Linked DNA regions of Mus musculus: region 2 is linked to region 1. A link is a loop called in an ENCODE intact Hi-C map of the cell type or tissue named here. Cell type or tissue: left cerebral cortex. All regions are shown on one strand. Each heading gives the region's core, and the rest is flanking DNA. Links, peaks and the distances in the headings are about the cores only.

Evidence for each region. Hi-C counts contacts between places; a loop is a spot of excess contacts. Peaks named below come from ENCODE experiments on the same cell type or tissue, not always from the same donor. Only the 100,000 strongest peaks of a DNase experiment are listed, where the experiment ranks them.
Region 2: a loop joins it to region 1, with 2.5 times the contacts of the local background. A loop is called at or near these places in 7 of 42 quality-filtered maps.

What each region holds. Positions count from the first base shown.
Region 1 is chr8:81,338,279-81,346,148 of GRCm38, reverse strand. It overlaps Gm51582, which reads left to right and starts at 3,496. Exons shown (of 2, transcript XM_030243908.1): 1 at 3,496-3,895. The coding sequence starts at 3,507. It overlaps Inpp4b (inositol polyphosphate-4-phosphatase, type II), which reads right to left and starts at 3,587. Exons shown (of 25, transcript NM_001024617.3): 1 at 3,352-3,587. In left cerebral cortex, for the core only: a CTCF peak has its summit at 4,489 (motif pointing left); DNase peaks (open chromatin) are centred at 3,626 and 4,362; H3K4me3 peaks cover 1,453 bases; H3K27ac peaks cover 912 bases.
Region 2 is chr8:81,065,624-81,073,493 of GRCm38, reverse strand. No RefSeq gene overlaps it. Among named protein-coding and RNA genes, the nearest start is that of Gm9725, 37 kb to the right of the region's middle. In left cerebral cortex, for the core only: no CTCF peak of the experiment used is centred there; a DNase peak (open chromatin) is centred at 3,885.

The DNA of each region.
Region 1 (7,870 bases), core at 2,633-6,632:
CTTAGGTATATACTACAACTAAGGTTTTAAAACACAAAGACTGCATGAATCTAACGTGCAAAAACTCAGTTATAGCATTGTTCTTTAGATGTATCTATTGAGAAATGTTTATGCTGAAACTGTGTATTGAACAGTTTGAATATCAAAATATGTGTGGGATCAGTGTCTGCTAAGGGTTCTCTAGCAGAGATTTCTAAGCAACATACAGAAAAAGAGAACAAAATAACATGGCTTTTGGAGTAAGTTCCTTAGGCCTTTAGAGAGAGAAATCAGTCACTTTAAAAGAATAAAAACACAGAATATAGAAAATACATGCTTTGAACCTGCGATTGCATGTTCCAATTGAAAAAGCTGTATGAATGACAAAGCGTTGACTCCATGCAGATTATAAAACATATGAGACTTGTTTCTCTAACTATTAGCACCACTGAGTGGAAAAAGCAAACATGGCAGATACTCAGTAAGCATTTTCCTTACTAATTACAACTTTCTCCTGTTTGGACTTTGTGTTTTCAGATGCTGGATGCTTACCTGAGACTGATGTCTACTTGGTTGCTAAGAGATAAGATGGGTTGGCAGGTATTCCTGTCTTTCATGGATGCCTTCTAGGATTTTGCCTGAAGGCCTTGGATGTTACCCACTGCCCATGTGGGGACCAGCCTGACTAGGAACTAGAAGGCAGTGCAAGGTTTCAGAAGAGAAATCAGAAACTTTACATTTGCATGCTGTAGAACAAATAGCTGGCTTCTCCAGCGTTTAATTTCACTTTGCATTTCAGAAAACTAAAGTGTGATTGCATCATCTTCTAACCAAAGCTGGCTGACCTGTCTACAGTACTAGGGCCAGATAGTATTTTGACAGAAGAATCTTGTAAGATTTAAAGTCATTCGATTGACTTGCATCCTCAGAGTGGAGCTGAGGCCAATATTCTAAGAGTACCTTCTGCCCAGAACACTGATGATTCTTTATATGTTTTGAGGGTCAAGACTCAGTTTATCAAGCTGTTCTCACTTTGTCAGAACAGAGCCCCGTATCAAACACCCTATTGGCCATCAGTTTATCACAAATAAATACCGGTTTACCTCATCCGTGAGAATACAATTTAGAATGATAAAAACCAATCAGAAAATGTTTCCCAATGACACAGAGCTTGTAGCCTCATCACAATCACGTTTCATAACCTTTCAAGGACAATCTCTTAAGTCACTATTGAAAGAAACTCACAGAAAAAAAAACATTCTATATTTTCTATTTTTTCTTTTAATGAAAATAGTTTTTTCATACATAGTATTCTGATTGCATTTTGCCTTCCTCAACTCCTAAGATATCCCCCCACCTCCTCCCACCTGAATCCACACCCCTTCTGTCTCTCATTAGAAAACAGGCATCTAAAGAAAAATAATAAAATAAAATAGGACAAGACAAAAACCAAAAATAGAAGAAGAAAAAGAGCCCCCCCCCAAAAAAAACCCACAAAACATACACAAGGCTCAGAGACACATATTCTCTCACATACACAGGACTCTCATAAAACGCCCCCTTTTTCCTTCCTTCCTTTATTTCCTTCTTTCTTTCTTTCTCTCCTTTATTTTTCTGCAGAAGCATTTTAACTTAGTGCAACTCCTACAGGTTTGAGTTTAAGGCCCATGTGCTGAGCCCAGAGGCACTGATCAATTACTGTGATTTCATGTCAATGTTTCCCTGGAGTATATCCCAAAGAACATGAGCTAATGTATTTCCTCCCACACCGAGTAAGCTGACAGTACCCACTTGTCCAAACCTCTCCTAACTCTACCTTTAACACAGCATCAGGCAGCCACTCTCTTGCTGAGTCTCTGAACCAAGTCAGATTGATAACATTCTGATTCCAGAACTCACTAAGAAAATTTCTGTGCGAACAAGTCCTCTAAATGTAGATGTACACCTATAAAAGGGGCCACCTAGTGCCCATCATAGGAGAGATGAACTCATCCCTGTCTTCTGCTCTTTCATGTATTTTATAGAGCTACACCTTTATAAATAACTTCTTTCAGACTGAAGGGAAATGTAAGCAAAATGTAATACCCACATAATGACCTCAAATGTCATTTTGGAAAGAGCAAGGAAGCCAGAATCAGGAGAAAGAAAAACATAAAGTAAGATGAACAAAGAAGACATTCTACATCATTTAGACCAGCGTGACTGAATGTCCCGCAGGGTTTCCCTGGTAAGTTGACGCTGCAGGAACCACATAATCAACTGAGCATCCTTTCCCTTAACAAACCTCGGTCCCCTAACAGCACTGCTGCCTCTCTCTCCTCTGGGGTTTTTCCAATAAGTTTTGTGTGGCTGCAACTATCTCATCAATATGCACATCCCTACCTATAAAGCTTCTGTCTCCAAACAGAAACCTCTGGGTGTCCTCTGGGGCAGAAACCACCTCCCCTGAGGGAAGCAAAATCAAAGGTGGAGAGGGGCAAACACCGGTGCCTCTGGTTCTCGCATCACCTAGAGCTAGCCAGTTGCAAGCCTGAAAGTCCATACTAGCAGCAGGCTCCTGGGTTTGCTCAGGACCCTTGTCCTGCTAGAGGGGCCAGATAAGCTCAAGTAGGCTGTAGTGCAAATTTGAGACTCCAGAGGAGCCTCTCATCACCCACTCTTACTTTGAAGCCCTGATTTTCTAACTCTTTCTTGACTTCTCTTTGGGGTAGGTAGAACATGAAGGTAGCCTAGGGGTAACAGGCCTGACTTGGGGGGGTGGTGTTGGGGGGACGGAGAGGGCAGGAGTTGCTGAAGGTGGGGCTGGAGATAGCCATGAAAAGAGAGCTCTTTAGGCAACTGCAACCCCAGCATGCCTTCCTTGTTCTAAGGACCAGGACCACTTCCTCTGAAGCAGGAGACAGCCAGTGACTGGGACTAGGGTTGAGAAGCAGTCCCTAAGCACTCCAGGTCGCTGCAGCACCTTTTAAGAACAGCTCAAAGGGACCATAAGCTGGGCCAGAACTCAGTGTCACCTGGGAGTTGGAACTCATATGTGTGTGCGTGTGTGTGTGTGTGTGTGTGTGTGTGTGTGTGTGTGTGTGTGGTGTTCACCCCAGACCAAGCGAGCTCCACTAGACAGTAATCAGGGTCACAGGGGTACCACCAGCAGCCAGGGTCCCTGGGAAGCAAGGCTGAAGGGACGATCTTGGCTGCAAGCTGGGAAACTTGATAAGAAACACACCAGCTGTCTCTCAGGCAGGACGTACTCCCCACCACCACCACCCTGAACTGTCCGATGCGCACGACTACAGCCTATGGATTCACCCATCCTCACCCTCCGCACCCTGCAAAATTCCCTCCCGAGCCCCAGGATCCCAGGCAGGATGTTACCTCTTGCAGAGGCTGAGTAGGGGGCGATAGCAGCGGCAGACACTTTTCAGGATGACTTTCCTGCGTTCTCCAGTGAAAGCGTGTGCGCCCAAGCAGAAGCTGTAACCTGCTATTTATAGCGGCGAGCTCAGCACCCGGGGCTGGGAACCCGGAGGATGGTAGCGTGCAGGGCGCGGGCCGAGCCTCCCCGCTCCCCGCTCCCTGCTCTGGGCTGGCAGCTCACGCTCCGCCCGCCGCCCCGCAGCGCGCGCCCGGGAGAAGTTGCTCCTCGCCCGCAGCTCACACGCCCCCTGGCACTGTCGCCACGTCCCCACCCCCAACGCCCTGCCTCTCTTCCTCCTCGTCTTAGGCTCACTCCCTCGGAGCGGTCTCCTCCCAATGTCACCAACCAGCCACCAAAGAGGAACAGCAGCAGTCTCGCAACTGGTGCAGCTCGCCTCCCTGCCACAGATGGAGTTGGTGGCCCGACCGCACAGCTCGAAATGACCACAACACGCTGCTTCTGTTTACTGACACCCACCACTCAGACTCTGCTGTCTCTGGGGTCAGCTGCCAATCCTGGGGTGCGGGATCACAGGGGCGAAGCGCGCGGGGCGGGGGGGGGGGGGGGCAAGGCAATCACAATGCGACCCGGACAGGAGAAGAGACTGCAGAAGGCGGAAATGTAAAAGGATGTGAGAAGGTAGCTCAGACTAGTCCCCACTGACTGTCCCTGGGAGGAGGATTGGGCGTTAGAGGAGTGTGAAGCGCTGTCCCACGTTCTGGTGACTTCTGCGTGTCACGGTCCTGAGAACTGCTTCTCCCTTGCCAGTGTTTTCCCCTAGACCCAGACTGAGCAGACCTGGGCACAGGGGCAGCCCACAGCCACTCCCCACCTTGCAGAGTGCCTAAGTGTTCCCAACCACCAGGCTCATGCCTTTGACAGCCTGGTTGTGTGGAGACAATCCGCCCTCGGTGTGTTTGAGGTGTCAGAAAATTTTGGTGTGTAATCACGCTGTCTGGAAAGAGACTGAAACTCCCCCACTTCCTCGCGAACAAACCCGAGGGGTGAGGGGTAGTCTGGATAGTCCGGCCTGTGGGGGTGGGGCAAATGACTCTCTCCATCTGCGCCTTACAGGTGCCACCTGGCGGCTTTCCTAGAGAGGTTTTGTCCACTCTGCTCAGAGGTAATTCTTCTCAGAGCTTACCCACAAAGGCACACTAGTCCTTTTTCTTCCTTGCAACCCTTTAAACTGGCACTCTAAATAAAGTAAAAACGCGTGTACACAAGTGTGACATTTGTCACACAAAGAGCCTGGAATCTTAAAGTCAGTGAAATCAATTTGGGTTAAGGCAGTGCTTAACAGTATTACAGTATTACAAAATGGGAAGCTGTGTCTGCCCCCAGCTGTCACCCCTGCTGTCACTGCCTGAATCGAGACATCCATTTACTTCCCAAGTATTTGCTACTAGATATTATCTTTGTTGATGAGGGCAGGGAGTTTGATGGTTTAAATTTATGTGTGTGGGGGCGGGGTGCTAGTGGTGGTGTGAGGGTGTCTTTGGTTGGTTCCGTTGGTTGATTGGGTTGGTTGGTTGGTTGGTTGGTTGGTTGGTTTGGGTTGGTTGGTGGCTGAGTTGGTTAGTGGGTGGGTAATTGAGTGGGTGGGTGGATTGGTTAGGTTGCTTGTTTGATAGGTTGGTTGAGTTGGTTAAGTTGGTTGGTTAGCTGGTTTGGATGGTTAGTTTGGTTAGTTGATTGGTTTGGTTGGTTGCTTGGTTTGGCTGGTTGGTAAGTTGTTAGGATTGATTCCTTTGGTCAGTTAGCTAGCTTGAATGATTAGTTTGTTTGGCTAGTGGGTTAGTTTAGTTGGTTGGGTTGGTTAGTTGGCTGATAGGTTGGTTGAATTAGTTCTGTTGGTCGGTTGTCTGGTTTGGTTGGTTAGTTCATTTGATTAGTTTGTTAGTTGGTTAGTTCATTGGTTGGTTGATTGATTGGTTGGTTTGGTTGGCTAGTTGACTGGTTTAGTTGATTGATTGGTTTGGGTTGGCTAGTTGCTTGGTTGGATTTGTTTGGTTGGGTTGGTTAGTTTGGTTTGGTTTGGTTAGATGTTTGCTTAGTTTGGTTTTCAGATACTTTCTTTAGCCTCTACACTCCCAGAGCTTGGAGTAGTATTGAATACACCATGGCTCCAACAAGTGCTTAGAGACTGACTCAAAACCCTGTGGGTTAGAAGCTGGGTTGCCTTCCTCTCACCCTAGTCCCCAAAGTCCTCCCTTGCTTTCTCTCCAATTCATTTCTGTTCTGCTCAGCCATTATGTCATCATAGGTGAACTGAAGGGGGAAAAGTGGGATTTTGAGGACCAACTTGTCCATTAGACCCTGTCACTCTTGAGGTGTTGGCTATGCACCTGTAACATGCAGTTGCCAGCCATCTTCATGCAATCTACTGGAAAAAATGGTGCAGATCATCTGCTGGCAGAAGTTCAGCCCAGAAAAATACACAGAATGGAAGACAATGAAACCGGAGCTCCAGAGCTTCACCTCACTAGGACTTATGCATCTGTTCCCTGGCCTCAGAGGAAAAAAAAATAGTGCAAAAGGAAGATGGAGCTCTTAGACAATGAGGTTAGATGCTGCCATAGAAGCATCAGAATCAGAAAATTGTTCCCTCTAAAATAGAGTTGTCAAGCAGAGTTACTGACTGGACAGGAACACTCAAAGTAAGGCGCCCCTCAAAAGCCCCAGTGTGATTAAAATTCAGACACAGGTCATTCTGACCAATCTCCTTCACAGAAGGATGTGGCATATATATGTAACTCAACTGGAAAGTTTAAAATAAAAGGAGGGGAGTGCTCTATCAGACCTGTGTACCACACAGCATTATAGAGATTTCCATCAGCCTGCTATGTACCTATTTTGGTTATTTGCTGTTACTTCCCCTGCTTAGGTCTGGAAGATGCCAGTGCTTCTGTGGCTTAAATTCATTCAACCTCTGCTTTCACAGCCCTGGAGTTTCAGCCACTTCTGCTGCTGAAATGAAACTCCATTTGCCAGGGAAGGACAGAATAGTTTCTCATTTCCTTTTGATATACCTTTATAGAGTCAAAAGTTAAAGGTGACTCCCAAGAGTTAGCATGCTCTCTAAAGCAATAAAATCAAGCCAGCGGCCATGAGTCTGGTATCACACCTCCTATGCAATAAGGTAGTTTGCTCACTTTCCATACATATATTCATTATCTTTAGAGAGGCCATCTGTGAGCATCTCTACTCTAACAATTTTTTGCCATTCAAAATTTCTTCTGAAATGTGTGGTATGGGACTTTGTCCTTAACCATAATTATCCATTCATGTTTATGATACTCAGCAAAGCAAGTCTTTGGTTTTGCCCATTTTTTTTCTCTTGTATGGAAAAGAAATTCTTTACTCATACCTTTAATCATATCCTGATTATAGTTTACCCTCTCTCTACTCCTCTCAGCTCTTCCCCACTGTATCCACTCCCTTTCTGTCTTTCATTAGGAAAGATAGACTTCTAAGAGACAACCACCAAACATTACAAAATAAAATACAATAAGATGAAGAAAAAACTACCATATCAAACTTGGACACAGCAACCCAACAGAAGGAAAAGAGTCCCAAGAGCAGGTACCAGAGTCAGAGACTCACTCATTATCACAGTAACATGTCCCATAAAAATACTAAGTTAATAGCTATAGTATACATGCAAAAGACCTATTGCAGGCCCTATGCTTGCTGCTTCAGTCTCTGTGAGCTCATGTGTGCCTTACTTGGTTCATTCCAAGGGCCTTTTCTCCTGGTGTCCTCCATGTTCTCTGCCTCTGAGGGAAGGGATTTGATGGAGACCTCCAACGTAGACACTCTCTCTGCATAATGTCTGGCTGTGGCTCTCTGCATTCATTCCCATATGCTGTCAGATGAAGCCTCTCTGATGATGACTGGGTAAGACATTTATCTACAAGTATATCATTAGAAATCATTTTATTGATTTTTTCCAGTAATATTTTAATTTACCCCAGATCTCTTCACTATCTAGTTTTTGGTTCTTGGTCACTTGAACTGTGTTGGGCATGGGTTCCTTTTCGTGAAGTGGGTCACAGATCAGATCACACATTGATAGGCTACTAGGCAGGACAGATTATAGGTCAGGAGTTCTGTGGCTGGATTGGTGTTCATATTTCTCTTTCAGTAGCCTGCAGAGCACTCTTCCATGCTAAAGAGACTAGAGCATACAAGTGAGGGTTCCAGATATACACCAGCTTGACTTTTCCATGTTCAATGAGTTGTGTGGGTGTTGTCCTCAGCAATGGGGCCCTGCTGTCACTTGGTGGAAAGCAGCCTTTTGTCTTAGCAATAGCTCGGGATGTTTGGTGATTTCCATGGGAACCCCTTAGCCAATAGCTTAATTGCATGCACTCTGATCCCACCAACGAAAGCTTTGCCTGGCTGTAAAAGGTGGTCAGTTGAGATTCCACACTGCCCATTTCCAGGAGTACTCATTAGGATCATCTTCATAGT
Region 2 (7,870 bases), core at 2,279-6,278, 270 kb after region 1:
AAGAAGGCCCAAAACAGGGCCTCTCTCAGAAGCTGTGTTGCTTTGGCAGTTCCCAGAAGCTGTCAGCTTCTGTGGTGCAGACTCTCACCTGTGCAGACTAAAATCCTAAGTTCCAGGGAGTCCTGGAACCAAGATGGTGACCGCTGCTCCTGAGGCCGAGGCCGTCTCCCGAGCCAGACGGACACCTGTCCTCTGGTCCGGATGGTGGCCGGTTGTCTGTGGCCCGCCCAGGCTGCTGCCTCAGCGGCTCTGTGCTTCTGCCCGTCCCAGAAGCTGTCCGTTTCTCTGGCGCACCCTCTAACCTGTTCAGACTAATTTCCTAAATTCTGCTGAGTCCCGGAACCAAGATGGCGACCGCTGCTGCTGAGGCTGAGGTCGCCTCCCAAGCCAGGCGGACACCTGTCCTCTGGTCCGGATGGTGGCCGGTTATCTGCGGCCCGCCCAGGCTGCTGCCTCAGCGGCTCTGTGCTTCCGCCCGTCCCAGAAGCTGTCCGGTTCTCTGGTGCACCCTCTAACCTGTTCAGACTAATTTCCTAGGTCCCGCGGAGTCCCGGAACCCAGATGGCGACCGCTGCTGCTGAGGCTGAGGCCCGAGTATCTATTTCTCCCCATGCTTATCAATATGTATTATCGTATGTCCTTTTGACAAAGCCACCCTAAGAGATATGAAATGACAGCTCTCACTTTATGTACCAATTTTCCTGATGGTTAGTGATGTTGATGTTTCTTCACATGCCTGTTGGCCATGGGTGGGTCTTTCTTGGTTAATGGCTACTTAGATCTTCTCCCATTTTCAAACAGGGCTATTGTCTTGCTATTTATTTGTTTGAGTTCATCACATATTTTGGACAATCAGTGGTGTGATTTGCAAATATTTCCCCTATTCCTTAGGTTGCTTCCTCACTCTTTTGATGGTTTCTTTCACTATGCAGAAGATTTTTTTCTTTTTTTTTTCTTTTATTTATTTATTTTATGTATATGAGTACACCATCGCTCTCTTCAGACACACCAGAAGAAAGCATCAAATCTCATTTCAAATGTTTGTGAGCCACCATGTGGTTGCTGAGAATTGAACTCATGACCTCTGGAAGAGCAGTCAGTGCTCTTAACCACTGAGCCAAGTCTCCAGCTCTATGCAGATTTTGAATATAATGAAATCCTATTTGTTTCCTTTCATTTTTATTGTTGACTTTTCTTGTTCTTTGGTATTATACCAAAAACTTATTGCCCAGACTAATATTACAGATCAATTTAATAAACCCATGTTGTTAGGCTGGAACTCCTGCCCGTCCCCTGCACAAGTTGGGAAACCCTGTCTGTCCTCCTTCCCCCAACCCCACTCACACAGAGAAAACTCCCTGCTTGAAGAAAACTCCAGGCTATCATGTTTATCACTCCTGTCTTCTTGTTTCTGGAAACTCACCCAAGAGTGCCTGCCCAGGGGCTCAGTTTTTTACTATGGATGGAGACAATCCTAGCACCTAGGTCATACATCATCACCCCGTGCCCAGGACCCACTAAACCCCCTTGCTTTATCCTGGAAGTGTGACTTCACTGACCTCTCTACCTGTGAGATCGGCGAACACAGGAGAGCTGCCTCCTAATAAACCTGCCTTTATCTCTTTTAAATCTGGTCTATTTTGGCCTCTATCTGTGTCATCAAGAGAGAGAAAAAATTATCATATGATGTAACAGTATAAGACAGCTTGCCTTGATTATATAATCTTTCTAGTAACTTGCAGTTTCATATAGAGATTTTTCTTTCTCTGTAGATCAGGCTGGCCTCGAACTTAGAGATCCACCTGCCTCTGCCTCCCAAGTGTTCGGATTGAAGGCCTACACCACTTCCCAGCTGCAGTTTCATATCTTATCGTTAAGTCTTTAATCCATTTTGGTTCTGTTTCATTTTTTTTTCTGACAGTATGATGTAAAACTTTAAGCTCAGACTAATTTTTTATTAAAATTATATTACAATTACTACTGGGGGTTTCAGACGACAAGAGGGAATCAGACCCAGTTCTCTCCTTTACATGATTTGTGGCAATGAAACTCATGTTGTCAGGTTTGTGTGCCAGAGCCTTTGCTGAACCATCTCTCCAGTCCTAGCGTAACTGTCAAAAGTACACTGGGCTAAATAACAGCTCCCAAGACAGCTGTATCCTCATCTCAAGAGCCTGAGCATATGTCTTAGGTAACAAAGGGACTTTCAGGAGTGATTAATGTTTCTAAGTGTGGAGAATATTATGAATTATCTAGTTGGGCCAATGAAACTGCATGCTTCCTTGTGGAAGGGAAGCAAGGGTCAGAGGCAGAGAGAGGCAGCAGAAGGATGCTGCAGCGTTAGTTTTGAAGGCAAAACATGGGGCCCCATTCAAGGACAACCAGCAGCTTCCAAAGCTGGAAGGAACAAGCTTCTCCCCTGAAGCTTCCAGTACCCTGACCATGCCTTGAGCTCTGCATAATGAGACAGCATGATTTCTACCCTTCAGAGCTAGAAGACTTGTTCTTTCGAGCCAGTACATGTGTGACCGTGCCTCGGTAGTAACAGAACCAGACCCAGGGGTCCCTGTATTACATTTAAGGTCCTGTAGTCTGTAATGTAATTCTGTCATTCCCTAGACTGAGCGGGCTCCTGCATACCTGAGGCATCCACCACATTTTTCATCCTGTTGAGATGTAGTTTGTAAACATTGTGTTTAGAATCTTCATAACCAGGGCCATAAATGAAAGCAGCTTTTGGTTTTCCTTTCCTGTAATAACTGTGTCATATATCTGAAATCCTGAACTTGTAAAAGGAACTGAGAAATGCAGCTTCTTTTATTGTTATGTAGACATGTTTTATAAGTAGAATTATCCTTTCCTTAAAGGCTCCATAACATATACCCATGAGAACTTAAGAGACAGGGACTATTGTCATTTGCTGGAATTTGAATGCTCTTTCTGATTTTTTGTATCTTCTGAATTGATGGTGGAGAATTACATTTTCTGAAGTCATTTGTTCAAGCTTTATCCAACCCACTAAAGCAAAGCTGTAGTAGTTGCTACTTTTATAATTTAATCTTACATGTCGTTATCCGTACGCTTTAATTTCTATTATTATTTCATTGTAACTTTTATCTTGTGACTAGTTCGGAGTAATTAGCTCTCAGTTTAGTTAATCTTGTAATTTGTTTAATTTACATTCCCTTCAATATTTATTACTTTTCAGTCATATTGTTTCCAAGTTTATAAGTAACCATTGCATTTTTTAAAGAAACTGAATAAAGTATAACTTTTATCAAATAATTGTAGCCCCCCCCCAGCCCTTTGAAATATTATTAGTCTGGTTCCTTCCTGTCATTTGTGTAACATTCACAACTAAGCTAATTTTTCCATCATCTTAAAATAACAACTCATCTAACCTCAGAACTAAACTAGCTAGTACCATGTAATAGTCAAGAACTTTTCCCTGGAAGCCTAGAGTTATCCTCAGCCCTAGTTAAGGGCAGCCCTGGAAAGGAAGTCTGCTGTACTCAGCTGGTTCCATGCTCCCAGCCTCTCAGTTCTCCCCCATGAACTCTCATGCTCAGACAGAGGAAGAGTGCTTTCATCATTACATTAGTTAAAGAAGAATCTATGCTGTTATGGAAAAAAATCTCTAAAATAATGGCTTTAATAAGATAAAAGCTTATTTTCCCTCAAAAAGAAAAGCAAGAAGTCTAGATTCGTGAGACACTTAGTTCCATGAGGTCATTGGAGACCCAGCTTCCTTCTTCTTGCTCCATTACCTCAAGACTTTTGTCCTCATCAGTATTCTCCAGACTGGCTCGCTGTGATCCCTGCAATACAGATAGCAGGGAGGAGGAGGAGCCAGAAATGGAGACCATCCAAGACAGGCAGTTTCCTCTTTGGCAAGCGATACAAGTTTCATATCACACCTTCCCACTCTCTCATAGCACAAGCATCTCACTTTTTCTCTCCGATTCTGAAGCATCTTGCTTACCAGAGAAGTACTTTTAACTTAGGAATAGAAAAATATCCAGACAAGTCCTGATTAAGGGCTATGGCACAGTCCAAATGCCCAGCAAGCAGAGAAGGTGTGACAGTAAGAGCAGGGAGCATGCTGGTCACATCACATCTGCATGCAGGAGGCAGAGAGTAAATAAGAAGCAGGGCTGGGCTGTCAAGCCTCAAGATCCAGCCCCTGTGACCCATTTCTTCCAGCAAAGCTCCACATCCCAAGTATTCCACAGCCTTCTCAACCTTCTGCACCAATCAGAGAGAAGTGTTCAAATGCATGTGCCTGTGGGCACTTTCCATATTCTGACTACGGCACTTTTGAGGCACTTGACATATAAAGGCAGACAGAAAGGACCTGTGATCCAGAATAAACCTTTTCCCCCATAAGTTGATTTTGTCAGAGTATTTTATCACAGCAACAGGGGAAAAAATTTAAACCGTAAGCAATAACAAAACTGAATTAATAAAGATTAATAAAAATACATTTGTGTTGAGACATAGTGACACCCTTATAAGGACTGGAGAACTCCAGTTCTGATTCTCTATATTAAAAGTGAACTGTGTGTCCCGTCTGGCAAAGGGGTTGAAGCCTCAGTTGAGTTCTGCAACACGTGATGCTGCGGGCTCCTTAGCAACCTGCTACACTTGCTTTATGCTTTAATATTTCCAGAGCAAGAGGGAGCACTGCTGTGATGATTTCACAAAGACAGAGCAGACCTACTGCTCAGTAAACTTGGCTTAAAAACTGGCTGGACTGCATTCTTAACATAAATAGAGAGGCTGACCGACCTTATAAGCCTACTGGCCTTAGAAGCCAGAAGGCATTCTTCTAACCCCTCCCCCAAAGAGCTGCACTTTTCTCTCATTGGAAGTACATGTCAGGCCTCTACTCATAGACCTGGAAAATATAAGCAGTTTTCTGAGTCTCAGAACTATGCTCATGAGCAGACAGATTACAAAGTGAAACTGTATATGTGCTTGAATCAGAGTATTGTGGGGGAGCTGTGGCTAGAATGTTTTTATACAGCCTACTGAACTTTGCAAACTACGATGCACTGAGTGATTTGAATTTAGAATAAATTGGCTTTGAAGATTTCGTTGAGAATACATTAGTTCCAGAAGCAAAGTAAAAATGAAAATATTTCATTTTAAAGATTTTACTTTTACTCCAGAAATTTGGTCATAGAAACAAATTAAGTATTCAGATGTCAATCGTGCCGCCATTGTACTAACAGGATTGCCAGCATCTGTATGTAAACCTCTCTAATTAGCTGAATTGTGTAATCCAAAAACAAACAGTATAATGTGGAGTGAAAATTTCCAGTGTGTTCCCATGAATTAGCATAAGCAATGTCAGAAAGGCCAATTTCTTGGTCTTTCTTTCCACAACAGATATCCCTGATTTTAGATTAGAATTTGATGAATTAGCAAAATCATGGAGAAACCTAGGAACAGGTATGGTTGGGAGAAGGAGAAGAACTGGTATGAGTTGAGACCATTCTTATTTGCAAGAAACAATTCTGGCCTCAAAGTCAGAGATCCACCTGCCTGAGTGCTTGGACTAAAAGTGTATACCACCATTCAGAGCAAGAAACAATACTTAAACTAGGTTAGGTTAACAATAGATTTATTGACTAGAAATCTGCATGGCTGCAAGTCAAACAAGATCTAAGCCCACCCTGACACGAGCTAGGCAACCCATTGGGATTACCATTCCCAGGTTCAGGACCATCTCAGTCTAAGCTGTAGTGTGGAGACTGGCAGCTGTGATTCATAGAGAAGAGAAAACATTGCAAGGAAGAGACCTGATTAACTTAGGTTTCATGCACAGCAGGAAACTGCTCACTGGAGAGTTCTTGTATTCACCCCTGAGTCAGGCAGGTCTGGATGCTAACTCTACTAGGGTACAAGAGAAGTAGAAGTGGAAAGGTCGCTTACCTTTGTTACCAGCAGAAAAGAAGAAAAACTGGGTAACCACACACCCGGCTAGTCACATCGCTTCTCTTTCTTTAAGAGGCAGAAAGGAAAGGAGGGAGGGAGAAATGAGAATGATGGAAGAGAAGCGCCTTAGAGTCAAAATTAAATTTTTTTCTCTTTATTTGAAGTGTAAAATGAGGACTTTTTTCTTTATTTACAGAGACATGCATATATATTGAAACTAGAAGCAGAAAGATATCTGCACAGAATTTATAGGTATCCAGTTTTATTTCACATTAGCTTTTAGAGAAAGGTAGGTAGGTAAACAAAATAAGGGCCTTAAAATATCCATGTCATCACCCCTGGAATCTGACTATGCCATCTTCCATGCTGTCTTAGGATCTTGGCCATGGCAACTCTTATAAAGGAAAGCATTTCATTGGGGCTGGCTTACAGTTCAGAAGTTTAGTCCATTTCATCACGGTGGGAAGCATGGTGGCCTGCAGACAGATGTGAAGCTGGAGAGGGAACTGAAAATTTTACATCTGAATCAGTATGCAGCAGGAAGAGAGAGTGAGCCACTGGGCCTGTCTAGAGCTTTGAAACCTCAAAGCCAACTCTCCTCCTCCCTCCCTCCCCCATCCAGTGACACACTTCCTCCAACAAGGCCATGCCTACTTCCTATTAGCGCCCCTTCCTATGAACTTATGGGGACACTTTCATTCAAACCACCACACAGGACAAAGAGACTTTGAAAATGTGACTTAGGATACTTGGTCACATACAAGCAAAAATCACCTGGATTATTCAGGCAGACCCAGATCGATCTCTGCCATATTTAAAAAAAGACAATGATGAAGGAGGTCACATAGACATGTGGGTTTTGAACATGGGGAAAGAGTTCTAGGAGTTAGCCATGCAGATGATGTCTGACACAGGAAAAGCAAGAAGACATTGTCTTCTAGACTAAAGCTTTCAGAAAGGAACCTGGTTCTGCCAGCCCAATGAGACCCATTGGTCAGACTCCAGTCTACAGCTGAGAGAAAATAGATAATGTGTGTTATCTTCTGTCTTAGAGTTTGTGGTGACTTGCTATTGTACTGATAGAAAACTAACCTAAGGAGGCACAAACATAGATATAGGATTTTATTAAGAAAACACACAACACACAAAATCTGTATCATTTGCTTCTGGTGACAAACTGCAAAGTAGCTAAGCTCAGACCTTATTAGAGGATTCTTTGGTAAAAGAATATTATGTGAGGTATAAATTATACCATGTTCACAAGAGGTGTCAAAAGGTCAGTGGACAACTTTAGTTTTTTTGTTTGTTTGTTTGTTTGTTTTCTCTACTGACTCTTCTTCAAAACAGCCTATGTTGTGGGGAAAACTTTTAAAAGTTATTAAATCCTACAATAATTATACCTTCCCTTGGAGAACTTGAAGGTGCTTGTGTTAACAGGCTTAGGAGGGCAGGAGCCCTGATCAGGTAGACAACAGCCAAATGGGCTGTTGAGTTATGAGAGGACAGAGAGACTCAGAGGCATACACACCACCATTCTGAGCCGCCTGAGGAGCCCCCTAATCTTCAAGGACCTTGACTCAGGCCAAAGTGGGATTCATGGCTCAAATGAAATAGTGATATAACAATAATAATAATAATAATAATAATAATAATAATAATAATAATAATAATAATAATAATATAACAATATCAAGCCTAGTAGAGTTGGGAGTTTCCATTAAAGATAACATAATCCAGATTTTAAGCATAAGGGTTAGGAGAATAAGAGGCAATCATAAAGAAAGACATATCCAAGTGCATCTATTTATAATATATCCAACTCATACATGTTATTTCAGTGGCTCTCAAGCTACCTCTCAGTGACTAAGAAACCATTTCCTCTCTCTCTCTCTTTCTCTCAATGTGACAAGTGAGATGGATCAAGAATTAC